Linked DNA regions of Homo sapiens: region 2 is linked to region 1. Evidence: chromatin loops called from intact Hi-C (ENCODE). Cell type or tissue: heart right ventricle. All regions are shown on one strand.

What was found. Hi-C counts contacts between places; a loop is a spot of excess contacts. Peaks named below come from ENCODE experiments on the same cell type or tissue, not always from the same donor. Only the 100,000 strongest peaks of a DNase experiment are listed, where the experiment ranks them.
Region 2: it touches region 1 in a loop (1.8-fold over the local background); 1 of 110 quality-filtered maps calls a loop at or near these places.

The regions. Positions count from the first base shown.
Region 1 is chr14:51,880,916-51,888,915 of GRCh38, forward strand. The region is part of intron 2 of GNG2 (G protein subunit gamma 2); the gene reads left to right. Among named protein-coding and RNA genes, the nearest start is that of GNG2, 24 kb to the left of the region's middle. RefSeq lists a silencer at 3,533-3,632 and an enhancer at 3,883-3,952. In heart right ventricle, no CTCF peak of the experiment used is centred here; no DNase peak of the experiment used is centred here; H3K4me3 peaks cover 1,285 bases; H3K27ac peaks cover 1,816 bases.
Region 2 is chr14:51,950,046-51,958,045 of GRCh38, forward strand. GNG2 (G protein subunit gamma 2) reads left to right here. Exons shown (of 4, transcript NM_053064.5): 3 at 605-720. The coding sequence starts at 634. Among named protein-coding and RNA genes, the nearest start is that of RTRAF, 36 kb to the right of the region's middle. In heart right ventricle, no CTCF peak of the experiment used is centred here; no DNase peak of the experiment used is centred here; H3K27ac peaks cover 570 bases.

The DNA.
Region 1 (8,000 bases):
GTAGCCATATATGCATGTTTGTTCAGACCAGCTTAAAAAGACAAAAAAAAAGAAAAAAAAAAAAAAAAAAAAACCCTGAGATTCAGAACTGAGAAGCAGCAGCCACGTTTATAGTCACAAGCCCTAGCTGCCCTTTCAGTTCTCCTGTGTTACCAGCAGGCTCCTGCACTTTGCCTCTGATGATGGAAGCTTTAATAACTTTGTTACTGAGGTGACCACAGGACCTCGCTGAATCTTTTTCAGCAGTCAGCCTGCATGGAAGTTATAAAATCCAAGTTTGCCAATGCAGCACAGAGCTCTCTTAGCTTTAATCTTGCCTTTCATAGAGCAAAATCGAACTTTTCCCCCCTAAGAGACAGCACAGACTGTTCAAGAAGAGGTAAATATTAGGAAGACTATCTGGAATGCCCAGTGGGAGGGGATTGGAGTGGATCATGTCTTGGAGTCTCATTTGGTTCTAAGAACATGGCGCTTCCTGACTCCCAGCGGTGGAGCATGAGCCACTTACCCCCATGTAAAGTTGCTACATCTGGGTAAAGACGCTTGCTGGGCCTTTCCCCACTACTTCTGCAGTACTCTGCCAGCATCATCCGTAGCAAAACCACACTGAGAAATCAGGGAAGCTGAAGGTCCTGGGGCCTCATCCCTTACATTTCTGTGGCTTTTATTTTGAGAATTTTATTCTCTAAATCATTAGGACTAAGCAAAGAGAGCTGTAATTGTACTTGAAAGAACAATAAATTAGCTTCCCTAGAATAGGCATTTGACTTTTAGGAGCTGGAAGACTTTTTTTTTTTTTTTTTTTTTTTAACGTATTTAATAGTTTCCTGTCTTCCAAAATTTCCTACTTGGTAGATCCAAAGCATTCTATTTCAATTCTTTTTTTTTTCTTTCCAAAAAAGATTCAGCACTATCAGTCATTGAAGTAGAATCTGGCTTTCTGACAAGGATGGGGCCTGGACAGAATTGTGAATTATTTTGATTTTTTCCTCAATCTCTTTTTGGGTTTCTTCCTTCCAGGACTTTCAATCCTGGTTTCATTTTGCTAAGACTCGCCTCATTTCAGCTTCAAATCTTTACCAATTTTTGTGAATCAACAAGTTGCAGAAGAAATGAAAACACATCAAGTTCTTATGCTGTAATTTAAACTTAGGTTCTTTTATTCTTTTTCAAAGAGAAATTAGAGAGTAAATGTAAATAAGGATCAAAATAACTACTTATCTGGGTACAGGGTTTCCTTCCGGGGTGATGGAATATCTTGGAACTAGTTAGCAGTGATAGCTGCACAACACCGTGAATGTACTAAATACCATTGAATTGTACACTTTACAATGGCTGATGGTTAATTTTATATGTGAATTTTACCTCAATTTAAAACAAAATGCCGATTGAACTTCAAGAGGAAAAAAGAAAAGGACTGTTTCCTCCTACCTTCAAATTCTGGAAAAAGTGTGAATCCGTTTTAATACACTCATGTTAAATTTCTACACCAAAATTGTTATAAAATTGTTCTATTCTGTTCCATTACTGGGAACAGATATTTGGATGTCATAGTGTCTGCAAGGTAGAATTAATTAGGAAACCCTTGAAGGGTAAAAGGGGAACATCTCTGAGAGTTAAGATACTAGTTGTTTATTCTTAAGATGTGTAGTTTTTGTTACTACGTTGTAGACTGGCCTGTACTTTGCAGAGCTGGTCACAGTAAAAATTTGTTTTTAAGTTTAAAAATTTAAAATACTGGACTTTCTTCCACCTATCGTGGGACAGAATTTGCATCAGCTAGGTTGGAAAGTTTTTTAATAGCCTATAGTAGCAGACTGCAATTGGTAGTGATAAAATGGAGAGTCCATTTGGGAGGCCGAGGCAGGCGGATCACGAGGTCAGGAGATCGGGACCATCCTGGCTAACACGGTGAAACCCAGTCTTTACTAAAAATACAAAAAAATTAGCTGGACATGGTGGCACATGCCTGTAGTCCCAGCTACTTGGGAGGCTGAGGCAGGAGAATGGCTTGAACCCAGGAGGCGGAGCTTGCAGTGAGCAGAGATCGTGCCACTGCACTCCAGCCTGGGTGACAGAGCGAGACTCCATCTCAAAAAAAAAAAAAGAAAAAAAAAAAGAAAAAAAAGAACAGTCCAGAAGTAATAACTTTAATGAAATGAGAGCAAGGTAACAAATTTCATATATATAAATACTTTTTATTAACAGTCTCCTTAAGACATCCCCAAGCACCATTACCTGACGGGGATTTGTTTCAAGGCATGACTGCATAGGGGTTTGCAGGTAATCCTTGGCTTAACTATGAAACTTTAGGACTTTAAATTTCTTCTAGGTTTAGAGACAACCATTTTAACCTTTCTGCAGAGATGTAACTAGGCAACCAGTATAGCACTTAACCAGTGCATAGCATTCAAACTTCCTAGCCATTTACATCATTTTTAAAAAATACTATTTAAATATCTCTGTTAGCTTTGGCATATGCTGCCATGTAACCTTTAATTTCTTAGAAAATATCATGCAAACCCGCAGCTGTAAAATGGTATGCTTCCTAGAAGCCCAGCATCCTCCAATGTTAATAAGGAAGTCAGCTTATAAGAAGAGCAGTAACAGCGTTGAGAGGTAGCCACATGTACTGTGTTTAAAATTGAGAATTTAAAAAGGAGGTTTCATGTTTGGTGTGTGAATTTATGAGTTTAAAATCATATCCTTGGCAGATGGTAATGAGCATTTCTTACAATATGATTCATGGAAAAATATACATTCGTAGAGATGAAAACTAGATTTTATTTTAGCTGATTAGGTGGTAACTAGGGATATCTAGTTTGATCAATAAGCACAAACTTATTGAAAGCTTTTTATGTACCAGACACTATATCAGTTATATACTATAACTGCTATATACTGTATACTATAACTAGCATACACTATATACTGTGTACTATAACTGGTATATGATCCTTTTTTGTGACAATTATGATTTTAGTTAGGTTTTTTTAATCATGAAAGAAATTCATGCAGAAAAAAACAATATATGTGAAATATTTAAAAATTCAAGTAGTAGGGACAGGCATAAATGAAAAATAAAAGCGTTTTTTTCCCACCAACTTGTAGCCTCAGTGCCTAGAGGTAACCACTGTGGAGAGTTTCTTGTGTCTCTTCCAGAGATTTTTTCATCTCCTGGTTAATCTGTATCAAAAAGGTGAATATAAGTGCCATTGAACCATCTGTTCATAAGCTTTTCTTCTGAGCTAAGTTTTACATTTTGAGACACTATTATGCTTATTTTTAAAATGTGCCTTTTAAAACTGAAAGAAAAAAAATGTCAGAACCAAAGTGATGCTAGCAGAGAGGGCTGGTGGTAGTGAGAACTACAGCTGAAGGATGTTAATGTGTAGTTTTAGCCTCTGTTAACATTTATATGCGGAACTTAAGTAATAAACCTTAATGTAGTTCTTTTATGATTTTCAAAGTCATCTGGGGTATATTATCTCCCTTTATCCTTTAGATGACCCTGCAACGCAGGAACTGTTTATTTTACAAAGGAGGAAGCTGTGGTTCCCAGAGGTTAAGTAATGTGCTTAGGGTCACACAGCTGAAAAGTGACAGAATCAAGTCTTTTCCAATTAGTCTTGAGCCAGACCACATGGTAACTGTGAGGAAGAGAGAGGCACAGTTACACCTCTGTGGCTCCTGCAGTAAAGGCTATGAAGTGAAGGAGACGGGTGCAGACCGAAGATCTGGGCAGTTGTTTTGATTCTGCCCCTTGGACAAGTTATTTAAGGCAGTAGAAACAAGTTAAGGTGGCTGCCTCTGTCCTCCTAGTCTCCTCAGTGGCTATTCTGTTCCGATTTTCTTAGGTTGTTTAGGTAATACTGACCACAGGGGAGGAGACTTGACCCATGCTGAGGAAGCCTCAGTATTTCATCACCAGACCACGATAGTTGGTTCAGAGGGTGGGCCTGCCATCAGCAGGGGCCAGTAGGTTCTTCCTCTGGAATTTTCCAACTCGAGTTGAGAGGAGAGGTCTCATCCTTTCTGGTCCCAAGGCAGTAAGAATCATGGAAAGCTGTGTTTCAGTCTGTGGACAGAATCAGGTCCAATGCACAGAGGGGAGGCGGAGAGAGTCAGAGAGAGAAGGGAAAGAAGGAGAGAGCCCAGTCATAATTGGAGTCCATGAATCCAGTCCATGTGAGCCAATACATTCCCATGTTTTGCCCAAGCTAATTCAAGTTGTGACTAAAAGAGTTTTGACTTATACCTCCAGGCCTTAGTTTCCCCATCTGTAAAATGGAGGTTATAATATTCACCCTGACTATATCTGAACTATGTAAATATCAATTGAGATAATGAATAGGAATATACTGTATAAATTGTAAAATATGACACAAATGTAGGATGGTATTCACTGATATGTCACACTGAGTTAGGAAAAGTTGAAAGAGTGAAATTACCACTTATTTGGAAAATAAGTGAGTGCTTTCTAAGAGCCATCTGATGTTATACAGAATTAAATGAAAGCTGCCAGGGTCCTCCAGATTTTCTTTTGAGACCTTCTTTCAAATACTCTTTTAAGTTCTAATCAATACCCATAATGAATACAAGGATAGAGCTTTTACCTTGCTGGCCTAGATTTATTCAGTGGGTTTCTGTTTTCTATCCCCTGCCGTATTCTATAACACACACACACACACACACCCCCGCCCCCAAACAAAAAAACAAAATGTCATTATTAATATTTCAACATTTTAGCCTTTTTACTTAAAAGACCTTTACAGATTCATGTTAAATATTAATAACATTTTGGCTTCATTAAAGAAAAATCATCAAGGAAAATAAATCTTAAAGCAGCTATTTTAGATACACTTCATGGGAATGATATAGTTGAGGTGATTCTGGAGATAGGAAGTATTTGTTTTGGGCTCAGATAGGATCAAGATCCATCTTTTCCTTAATGGACTTATGTCTTTGCTATAAGCTCTAAGTAATCAAAATCTACTTGGGATTATAATTTATTCATGACAGAAAAAGCATCACTTCACTTTTATAGCATTTTTCACTATATATGATAATACCTCTCAATGAGGAAAAACAGATGGTACCTCTCTGAAAGCTTAGATTTGCCATTTAGGCAGTTTTTATTGTAGCAAGCATCTCTTTCTTTATATTTTATAATTACAACCAAAAAATGGCTTAAAGCTTCAATCGAAGTGGAATACCATATGCAAAAAAGGTTGATGTCACCATGGAAATATAATTTATAAGCATGAAGAAGCATGACATATCAACCTGAAAATGTTTTGCTTTCCTCACATTTTAAAATCTGTGTAATGTATCTACCACATTCACTGTTCTCATAAGTTCTGTGACTATGCCTTCACCTTACACAATTGCCAGTGAGCACTGGTGTGAGGCTGAATGGATGCTGTCTGACCACTCTACTCCTCATCTAGCCATTGTTAATCTTTGCCTGGGCTTGTTATTAATCCCATGAATGTCAGTGTTTTCATATAAACTGAGAACTTTGAATAAGTTCATATTCTGAATAGGGCATACTCAGCCCTCAGAAAATGCCAGCTGTATTGGAAACAATTGGCATCCTCAAACTGGTTAATTTCAAGAGTACTTAGTAAAAAGAATATTTCCAAGGATAAGGGCAGAGTATAGGAAAACTGCAAGGGAGAATGCAGTTTTCCAGGGCTCCTATATTATCCTTTGGCCTGAGGTATGAGGACAGTGGGGAGAGGACCTCCTTAGTGGAGCTGTGGCCTCCAGGAAAGGGATATAGCCAGATTATAATGATCCTGCAGGCAGAGACCCCAGGAAACAAATAACCTGAACTGATTCTTCCACTTATTCTGATCGCCTGCTCATGCTCCTCATTGGCCAAACCCAACTGGGAGGCAAAGAGCAAGGAAGTCTGCCACTGAGTTCATGCGGTTTAGTTTCCTGGGGTATAAGCCAGGTGGAATAGGATGGAGAATGGATTTGGAGAGGCAAATGGAAGATATACAGCACAGTTAACCTTCATCACGGAAGTCTTGCATGAAGGAATGGCAGTATTTCCAAAAAGCGTAGATAACTTACAAAAACTTGTTTAAACCAGCTTTCACATTTTTATTAATTTTACTTAGTCAAGGTTATAGCCCATGTTCAAATGGACCCAGATACAATGGTAGTATTTGGACAGAGTTCAGTTGTTTGTGTGGTGAAAGATGATCTGGAGGAGCTACACAGAGAGAGAAAACCACCCTATGCTTTCCTTATTCAGAGACAGGATGTCAACCTCAACTTACGGTTCAAGTTTGCTACAAAAACTAGCTGGACCCCTCAGAGCAGCTTTAGATAGCCACCTTCTTGGGCCTCCCGACATCAAAGGAAATGACTATTATCCCAAAGAAATGTAATACCTGGCTAGTGGGTTGAGTGGCCAATTTTTGGTGTTTTTGCAGCTTACTTTGAATCTCAAGTGAATTATTTTCATTTCTTTGACCCAGGGACCAGGATTACTTGCCTTGATCTAATCTAGATTAACCACTCTGATCCACTGAAAATGAATAAATCCACTGAATCAGATAAATTGGTTGGGGAGGTATTTGTGGCAGCACAAAATGATGGACAAAACAAATGTGGAATGCTATCCTAAAGCATCAACCTCTTCTGTGGATGGGAAAATTCCCTGACTTGGGAAGTTCTGGGACGGGTTGGGTCTATAATAGGAGCAGTGAGAGGCAGTGTGGTGTAGAGAAAAGAGCTGGGGCTGTGGGGTTAAAATGAACTGAAGTTAGCGTAATACTGACTGTGACCACCTTGGCAAATTACTGAACTTTCTCAACCTTAAGTCTCCTAGTATGAAAAATGAGAATAACTTTACTTGCTATAAAATTAATTGAAATTATATATGCAAAATGAAGGCAGTGTTTTCCACACAGTAGTCATGCAAATACCTTTTTAGGATGTATACACGTGTTGAAAACAACCATATGGAAGTATAATTGAGATTTTAAAAAGCTGCACATATTTGATGTATGTAATTTGATGAGTATGCCTATGCTCCTTTAAAAAATTATTTCTTAGCAGCTTTATTTAGGTATAGTTGATATACAATAAATAACACATATTCAAAGTGTATGATTTGATGAATTTTGACTGCATACACCCATGAAACCATCATCACCAACAAGATAATGAACGTATTCATTCAAAAGTTTCCTCATGCTCCATGATCATCTCTCCCTTCTATCTCCATCTCAATGTAATTACATTGAGATACATCCATGCTGTATGCATCAACTATTTATTCTTTTTATTCTTGGGTAGTATTCTATTGTATTGGTATACCACAATATGTTTATCTGCTTACCTATAGTAGCAATTACTCAATTATCGTTTTGTTTGTTTGTTTTTGTTGTTGTTGTTGTTTTGAGACAAGGACTTCCTTTGTCACCCAGGCTGGAGTACAGTGACATGATCATAGCTCACTGCAGCCTTGACCTCCTGGGCTTGAGCGATCCTCCCACCTCAGCCTCCCCAGTAGCTAGGACCACAGGTGCACACCACCACGCCTGGCTAATTTTTAAATGTTTTTGAAGAGATAGGGTCTCGTTATGTTACCTGGGCTGGTCTTGAATACCTGGGCTCAAGTAATCTTCCTACCTCAGCCTCAATTTTTTAAAATTCCATTTTCTTTCTTCTTTCCTCATTAATAGTGTAAGAGAAATTTTTAGAATTCCATGTTACCACAGCTGACGTCTCCATTAACATCCTCCAGGAGTAGTGCAGTTTACAAGAATTGGGTATAAATGCAGATATAATAGTAATTGTGTTTGTTAATCCCTGGTTTAGGTTGAGTACGCAGCTGGAATCTGGTTCTTTCTGCTTCCTAGGCTTGCTTTTGTTTCTTATCATAAACAAGCAACCTGGAGGAAACAACATAAATGTGGTGTATCTATACAATGGATTATTCAGCCATGAAAAGGAACAAGGTACTGATACATGCTACA
Region 2 (8,000 bases), 69 kb after region 1:
TCTACTCTCAAAATGTTTATGTTCCAGATTTATAAAAGAAATCAGTTAATAAGTTTGTTGTACTTCATTTAGAATAACACTGGTGAACTAATTGTCATATTTAGAGATTAGGCATGGCAATCCCTCCCATTTGGCATGATAGATGTGTCCCTGAGGAATTATGAGTAAAGTAGATCGTTGTGACTCAAACTTTAATTTCAAATAGAGTGGGGAGGAATGGCTATTTACAGCAATGCTGGATTAAGTGACACTGAAAAGCCAAGCCTCCCACTATAGTGTCTCTGTAGTATAATACGCTGAGGTGGTCACAGTTAACCAGAAGGATGGGGTTTGAGCCCACTGGGAGAACATTTGGTAATATTCTTTGTGTGTGTGTTTTTTTTCTCTCTAAAGAAGGGATGGGGAAGTAGGGAGAATTGGAAAATCAAACCTCATCCTCTGCTCTGCCTGCCAGTCAGAGGTAATACCGACCAAGGATGGAGAGGGCTGGAGAAGCCAGGCCTGGCTACAGCCACTGCTTTGAGATCCCCTAGTTACGATGAACTTGCACATTTGCTGGCTCATGAATTCTCTGGTACAATCTTCTTTTTGTTTTCTTTTCTAGTGTTTCTGAAAGATCTATCCAGCACTCCGATGGCCAGCAACAACACCGCCAGCATAGCACAAGCCAGGAAGCTGGTAGAGCAGCTTAAGATGGAAGCCAATATCGACAGGATAAAGGTGAGGATGGTCTAACCCCACACTTCATCTAGCGTGAGTCTAAGGCGCATGTCATGTGACCACTCTTTCCTAGAGAGGGATAAAACCAGTAATGACAGGAGAGCATCTTAAAGATTAGGCAGAAGTTCATTTCTAACGTGTCTTTCCCTTCTCCAGCATAAAATAATAGAATGAATTAGATCCTCTTTCCCATGTAGAATTAAAACCTAACAACACAACACAAAAAAAAAAGCAAAACAGGCTCATGGTTAAATTCCAGTGAGAGAAATTAGAGAACACATAAAATATATCAGCGCACTAGTTCCCCTCCCTGTCCTCATGGAAACGTTTTTCTTATTTGGTTTTTAATTTTTTCTGTCCTGGTTCAGGTTCTAAGGCTAAATGTCCGTATTTTGGGTCTAACACTTCTAGTTATCCTTGCACGTTATAAGTTTTTTCTTCTTTATACTTTATTGAATTTTTTTCCTGCAAACACAAAAGTCACACCTTGCCTCCCTAAGAAGTCAAACAACAAAGAGGTTTAATGAAAGTTCATAGTCTATGTGTTTCTTTTTTTCCTCTCCCTCCCCAGACCTAACCTGACAGCTTTGCTGTAAGCTGGGGCTAATTCATCTGGAACCAAGACTTTAAATTCAAACCCTTCGTTGGTAGTTTTCAGATGAAAACCTTGGCCAATATGCTGTCGTTATTAATAGATAGCTATGGCACGGTGGCAAAGTAAATTTCTGTTAACCATCAAAACTTTACTGCCCCAGAAGTAAAATGCCTTACCCAAGAATTCTATGAAATGCAGCTCAGACACATATCTCATTGTACTAAGCTAAAACTACAACCTTCTTCCAAATGCCCTTTTAAAACTAGAATATTTTTCCTATTTTCTCCATACCTAATTCAGCACCTGGGCAATCCAGCTGTCCTTTGGAGTCTGACAGGGTCAATAAAATTTGGCTCATGGGCCAAAGCCAGCCCACTGCCTATGTTTATAAAGAAAGTTTTATTAGAACACACTCATTTACATATTGTCTATGGCTGCTTTCACTCTAAAACAGCAGAGTAGGGTGGTTGTAACAGAGACCATATGGCCCACAAAGCTAAAATATTTATTCTCTGGTGTTTCACAGGAAGTTCACTGACCCCTGGTCTACAGCGATGGTTCTCAGCTCATCTGTGCGTTCCCAACACCCAGAGAGCTCTATAAAAGGACCAATTACCGAACCACACCCAAACCAATTAAATTAGAATCTCCTGGGGTATGATTCAGGCATCAGTATTTTTTAAAAAGAATTTTTCAGTTCATTCCGATGTATAGCCAAGGTTGAGAACCACTGTCCTATGGGAAGGAGTTTACTTCTGCTAAGTCTCATCAGGTATGTGCTAGAGAGTGAAGAGAGAGCTCTTCTTTCTCTACAAGTAAGATGAGCAAATACCCATGGACATTTTCCCATTATCCTAAATCTCCTTTGTAAAATTTGATGCCTAGTAATGGACCACAGGATTTAATCAGCTCCTGCTCTTCTTTCAACAGCCTTAATTCTTCTTCTTTCTTCATGACTGAGATCACTAAAGCGACCTTACCGTGCTCCTTTGCCATCTTCCTCTTCTCCTCTTTTCTTGCTTCTTCTTTTTCACTCTCTTGCTGAAAAAGCACAAAGCAACAGGTGGGCACAATACCTGCTGAGAGAAGTAAGGTGGCCCATGGATTGTCAAATCAGAAAGGGTCATTCAGTTCTTTTTGAGGGAGAGGAGGTTCTGCCCATGGGCCTTCTGGAAAATACCACTTTGACTTTTGAGGTGGTCCAACTATGATAAAAGTCTGTGAAGCTTTACTGTGGTTGATGTTTTCTGTTAATATTCAGCATCCCCAGTTACTGTTCCTGAAGGAGGATATGATGTGCTCATGGGTGATGAAAACTGACAGCAGAAGAAAGATAATAGAAATAGAGCTTTTCAGAAATAGTTTAGACTTTTATCATCCCTCACCTGAATTACTGACTGCAAGGGGCTCCTATTTGCTGTCTGCAATTCCATCTCAATACATCTCCATCCCGCCATCAATTACCTTCCATATTCCTTCCAAATATAATGTTCTAAAAGAAAATCTAATTACATTCCTCTTTATTGAAAATCAGCTCATGATTCCCCATCACCAGTAAAATAAAATTCAGGCCCTTTAGCAGTGTATACAAAGTTCCTGTGACCCCTGTCATCTCTTCAGCTTCATTCCTGCTCTCTTTTCTGCATGCCATATAGAACAACTTTTAATTCTTTTGATGGGAATTTCAAATGCCTAGAACATCCAGTCTCCTTTGCCCCTCTACCTTGCTGCTTTACTTACCTTACTTTACTTAACACTTGACTGCATTGACTCATTAAAGATTCAGATCAAATTATTAGGTCCTTTAAAAAGTTTTCCTAGACCCGCATCATAAGGTTGGATTTTTGCTGTTTGTTCAGTTGTTCATTCATTTACTTATATAATAAATACTTTACTGAGAGCTTTCTAAATTGCAAGGGCTTGTTAGGTTCTAAAGAGATGGAGATAGACAAAAACATGATTCTTGCTCTCAAAAATCCCTGACCTAGTTGAAGACTACAAAAAAATTGAACAAGGCCTATTATTGACGCAAACAAGATATCCAAGAAGCATAGTTACCAAATGTGATCAGAAAGAAGCCAATACCACACTCTGATTGCCCTTTGAAGAGACACAAATAAATCAATACTAAAAAAGAAGCAAAGCATGAACCTGATAAACTGGGTGTGAGTAGTTGCCTTCCTAGGTGATCTTCACATTCAAATCTCTGAATCCCACTTGATGTCATTGGACCTTACATTGTTAGAAATACAGCAGCATCCTGTATTTCAGCATTTGTTCTGTACCTCAGAGCCAGGCAGGCTTGCTGTGGTGAAGTGACAGATTATTTTTAGTTGAGCAGTTGGATAAAGTGTTGACTGTGTTGACACGGTTGTCAGCTAGCTGGTTTAGGGCTTGGTTATCTGCCTTTAGAAGTCTTTTCAAGGCTTTTGAGCATTCAGGCTTCCCCACCTACTTTCCATACATGATCCTTCAGCAGGAAGGGGCTTCTCTCTGAAGATCCCAGGCTTGTGATTTTCCAGTGAGAGTAGTGACCTCTTCAAGCTATAAAGGATAGAAATGGCTTTATATACGTCTGGCAGAACCTACTGCAACTGAGGTGGCAAAGAATAGGACTCTTAAGAGGAGGATTTGGGGACACAGCTGGAATTGAAGTTGTTGAGGGTCCCTTAAGCAGGCGGTGGCCTTATCCCTCATGTGACCCCCAGAATAAATTATGCTGCATAGAGTAGCCCTACTCTATGAATAACATAGTTACATGAATAGCATGTTTGTTTTTTAAGCCTTCTTGTTTTCTATCCCTTTACATCACAGACCCTGGGAGATTTGGGCTAAGTGAACCAATTATCTGTTCATAAGCCTCGGGCATATATAAATTATACTCTCAGCCTCTTTGTATTTCTTTGTTAGGATTTCATTCAAGGACAGAGGGTAAAGAGAAATAAAAGGAAATTGGGAAGAGAGTTAGGGGAAGGGGGAGAGAGGGGCTGTGGACTGTGACACCTGGATGAATGAAACAGCAATAGACTCACACTAACACTGACCAAAGACAAAATGAAAGAAACCTTGTCCTTAGAGCACAAGAGGAGGGAACATGCACAAAAGTAAAGGACAGCAGGGCTTCAGTAAATCTGTTTATTCATCATTGTATTAGGACTCTTTGAGTTTCTAATAATAGGAATCTCAACCAAGCTAGCTGAAGCAGAAAGAGGTACTGATTATAAAAGATACAGGATGTCTCAATCCAAGAGCAGAAATGTGGCTAGATAGGCAGTGGAAGTGAGAACTGGAAGGCCATTGAGAACTGCGAGTGCTCCGTCACCTGTCTCTGCTCCTCTCTCTGTGTCTGCCTCTTCCTTTTCCTGGGAAGAAGGGATTTTTAGCTGCCAGGTCCATATAGCAGGCACAAGATGGCTGCCCATGGTTCCCAGGATCACAACTCATAGTTCCAGCTCCATGAAAAAAGAGATGGCTTGATTCAATCCTTTTCAGTCTCCATAGCACGTAGTCCTAGAGTGCCATCTCTGTTCCAGCAAGAATGAGCCCTCTCCAGCTTCAATCAACTGACATTCAAATTGAACTCCATTATACAGACATAGCCCCTAGGAATTAACCTGCCCATGTAGAGGAATGGGAATGGGAATGGGAATCATTGTAAGCTGGAAAGATGCTCTTTGGCAGGAGATGCTATTAATATTATGAAAAATAATGTAAATTTAAGAGTAAAAGATATAAGATGCAAGGCAAGAGCATGGGTAAAATGATTGCTTCTTAACTAATTGGCTGCTCCATAAATTGACCCCACAGAAAAATGTCTCATTTCTCCCATATACTCCCAACAGACCTTTCCAAGTGATTCCTTTTATCGTTCTAAAAGTGTGCTATGCAAAGTGTCACCTCTCTGGTTATTCTGGGTTTCTGACTGAGAATACCCTTCCCTCTTATTTCTTTGCCTCTCCCAATCTTATTCCTCCTTTAGGGGTCAGCTCAAGTTCCTACTTGTTCATGAATCTCTTTTTCTATTCTGACCATATTTACTAATCAATTTACTAATTAGTTTCATCTTCATCAAATAAATTTTTCCACCTAGACTACATAGTCCTTTTCAAAGACCATGTTGTCTACTTGTTTGCATCTTTCATGGTACTGGGGTACACAAGCATTTTGTAAAAGCTTTTTTCAGTAGACAGCTTTAAATTTGTGTATTAAGAGTGTCATATAACAAAACATTACTATATTCCCCATGACATTCCCAGTTACATTTATGGACTTGGAGATTCCAAGCATGAATGTAACTGGACAAATAAAGCTGTGGTAATGGGGAAGTCAAATTAAATATTTTTTAAAAGGATGGAATTAGTCATTTTAAAGAAAGATAAATTGTTTCATATCATTGTATGATCATAAATATCTAGCATTTATAGTGTGCCTTCTGTTTAAAACACTTTAACATATAAAAAGAACAGACTGACTTTCACAACGAGGACAAATATGTATAAATTAGTGAGCCAAATATGGACATTTCTAATGATTAAGTCATCTTTATGATGATTATGATAATAGATTGAAATTGAACTTCATGGAACCCTGTAGTGAGAAATGGTCCAGTTAGACGCCATCCTTGGAACTAGAGAGAGGACATATATTCTAGGTTTAGGACATTTTAAGTATTTTTCCAGCATTTGAGCTGAGAGTATCCCTTCCCTAAAATGCTTGTGTTCAATTTTATTAGGAAAAATGGAATACAATCCTCCTTCTAGGCCAATTCCAACCTCACCCTATATATCTCTTTATCCAACTCTTCATTTATATCCTTTAAAATATCCTTTGCAATAAGTTGGAAATAGCAAGTAAACTGTTTTCTTGGGTTCTGTGAGCTACTCTAGCAAATTATCCAACCTGAAGAGGTAGTCATGGGAACCTCTGATTTGTAGCCAAGTTGGACAGAACTTGTGAGTAACCTGGGGGCCTACTGCTTGCTATTGGCATTTGAAATGGGGCAGGGGCAGCCTTGTGAGACTAAGCTCTTACCTGTGGGATCTGTTTCTGTCTCCACATAGATAGTATCAGAATTGAATTAAATTGTAGGACACACAGGTGGGCCAGAGAATTGCTTGGTGTGGGAAAACCTACACATCTGGTATCATAAAAGAAGTATGTAGAGTGGTGTGAGTATAGATTAGGAGGAAACAGTTGGATTGTTTTTCTATACACACTTCCCATCTCAAGCCTCCATCCAGTATAATCTTTGAAATCCTTTCAAAACACAAATTAAAGTTAAGTCAACCTTAGATGGCTCCATTAATGCGGGCAACCCAACTAAAGCCATGATTTTATGACTGATACCCTTAATACACAGGCAATTTCCCGTGTGTATAGGCAATGACAGCCTGTGCTTATTTTTTGCCTGATGGCTTGCAAGCATTTTGCAACATCGATTTTAAGATGTGTCTCAATTTCAGATGTAATGAAGATGGATTATATCTCTACCTTCTGTTTAAATTTGGGGATCTGGTTTTTATCCTTACTGACAACTGCTTCATCTTGGCATTGTCAAGCAGTCTTTCTAGAGTAATTCTCCTGTTTTTTTGGAGCCTAGACTCACAGTCCGGTAGCCTTCATTGAAGCTGTCTAGAGTACCACCTGCCCCACCCCGCCACCCCCACAACTCCTTACTTCCCGGTTCTCAGTCCCGGTCTGGTTTGGTGAGGATGCTGGATAGTAGGATTTCAGCAATTGCTAATCTGGGGAGATCCTTGCTGTGATCAAAAGTGAAGTCCTTCACTTGTGCAGTAGATCCCACCTCTCTAACCAAGAAACCTCCTCCAGCAGTTTATTCTTCCACCTTCTGTCTATCCTGCATCATCAGTTTTTGATTCTCTACATCATTTCCATTATCATACAAACATGGTGTTATTTCTCCATCTTAAATAAAATTTGATTTTTTTCTCAATCCCTCCACTTCCCCTTCTAGCAACGGCCTCAATTGTTTACATTTTTTGCAGTATGACTTTGAAAAAAGTATCTATATCCACCATCTCTAATTTCTCTTTTCCTTTTCTTTTGCAAAGTCATTTTTATTCTGGAAATAATCTCAAAGTTACAGAAGAGTTGCATGTGTGGTGCAAACAATTTTGTTTTCTCCTGAGCCAGTTGAGAATAAGTTGTCAAAAGATGTCCTGTCACCTCTGAATACTGTAATGTGTGTTTTCTACAAGTAAGGACATTCTTCTACATACTCATAATACAATCATCAGAATCAGGAAATTAACACTGACCCATTACTACCTTCTAACCCTGAGATCCCATTTAAGTATGCAAATCATCCCAGTAATGTCCCTTTTAGCGAGAGGACCAAGTTCAGAATCATTTATTGCATTGAGTTGTCCTGTCTGGCACAGTTCTTTAGACTTCCGTGACCTTCATGACCTTGACACTTTTGGAGATTATAGGCCATTTATTTTTTAGAATGTCACTCAGTTTGGGTTTTTCAGATAATTATAATTAAATTCAGGTAACAAAACTTTGGCATTAATATCATAGAACTAATGGAGTATTCATTTCATTGTATTCTATTGGTGGGACATTATCTCAAATTGTTACTGACTGGTAATGTTAAGTTTCACTACCTGACTAATGTGTTTTCCAGATTTCTCCACACAAACCTATTTGTTTTCTTTTTGAA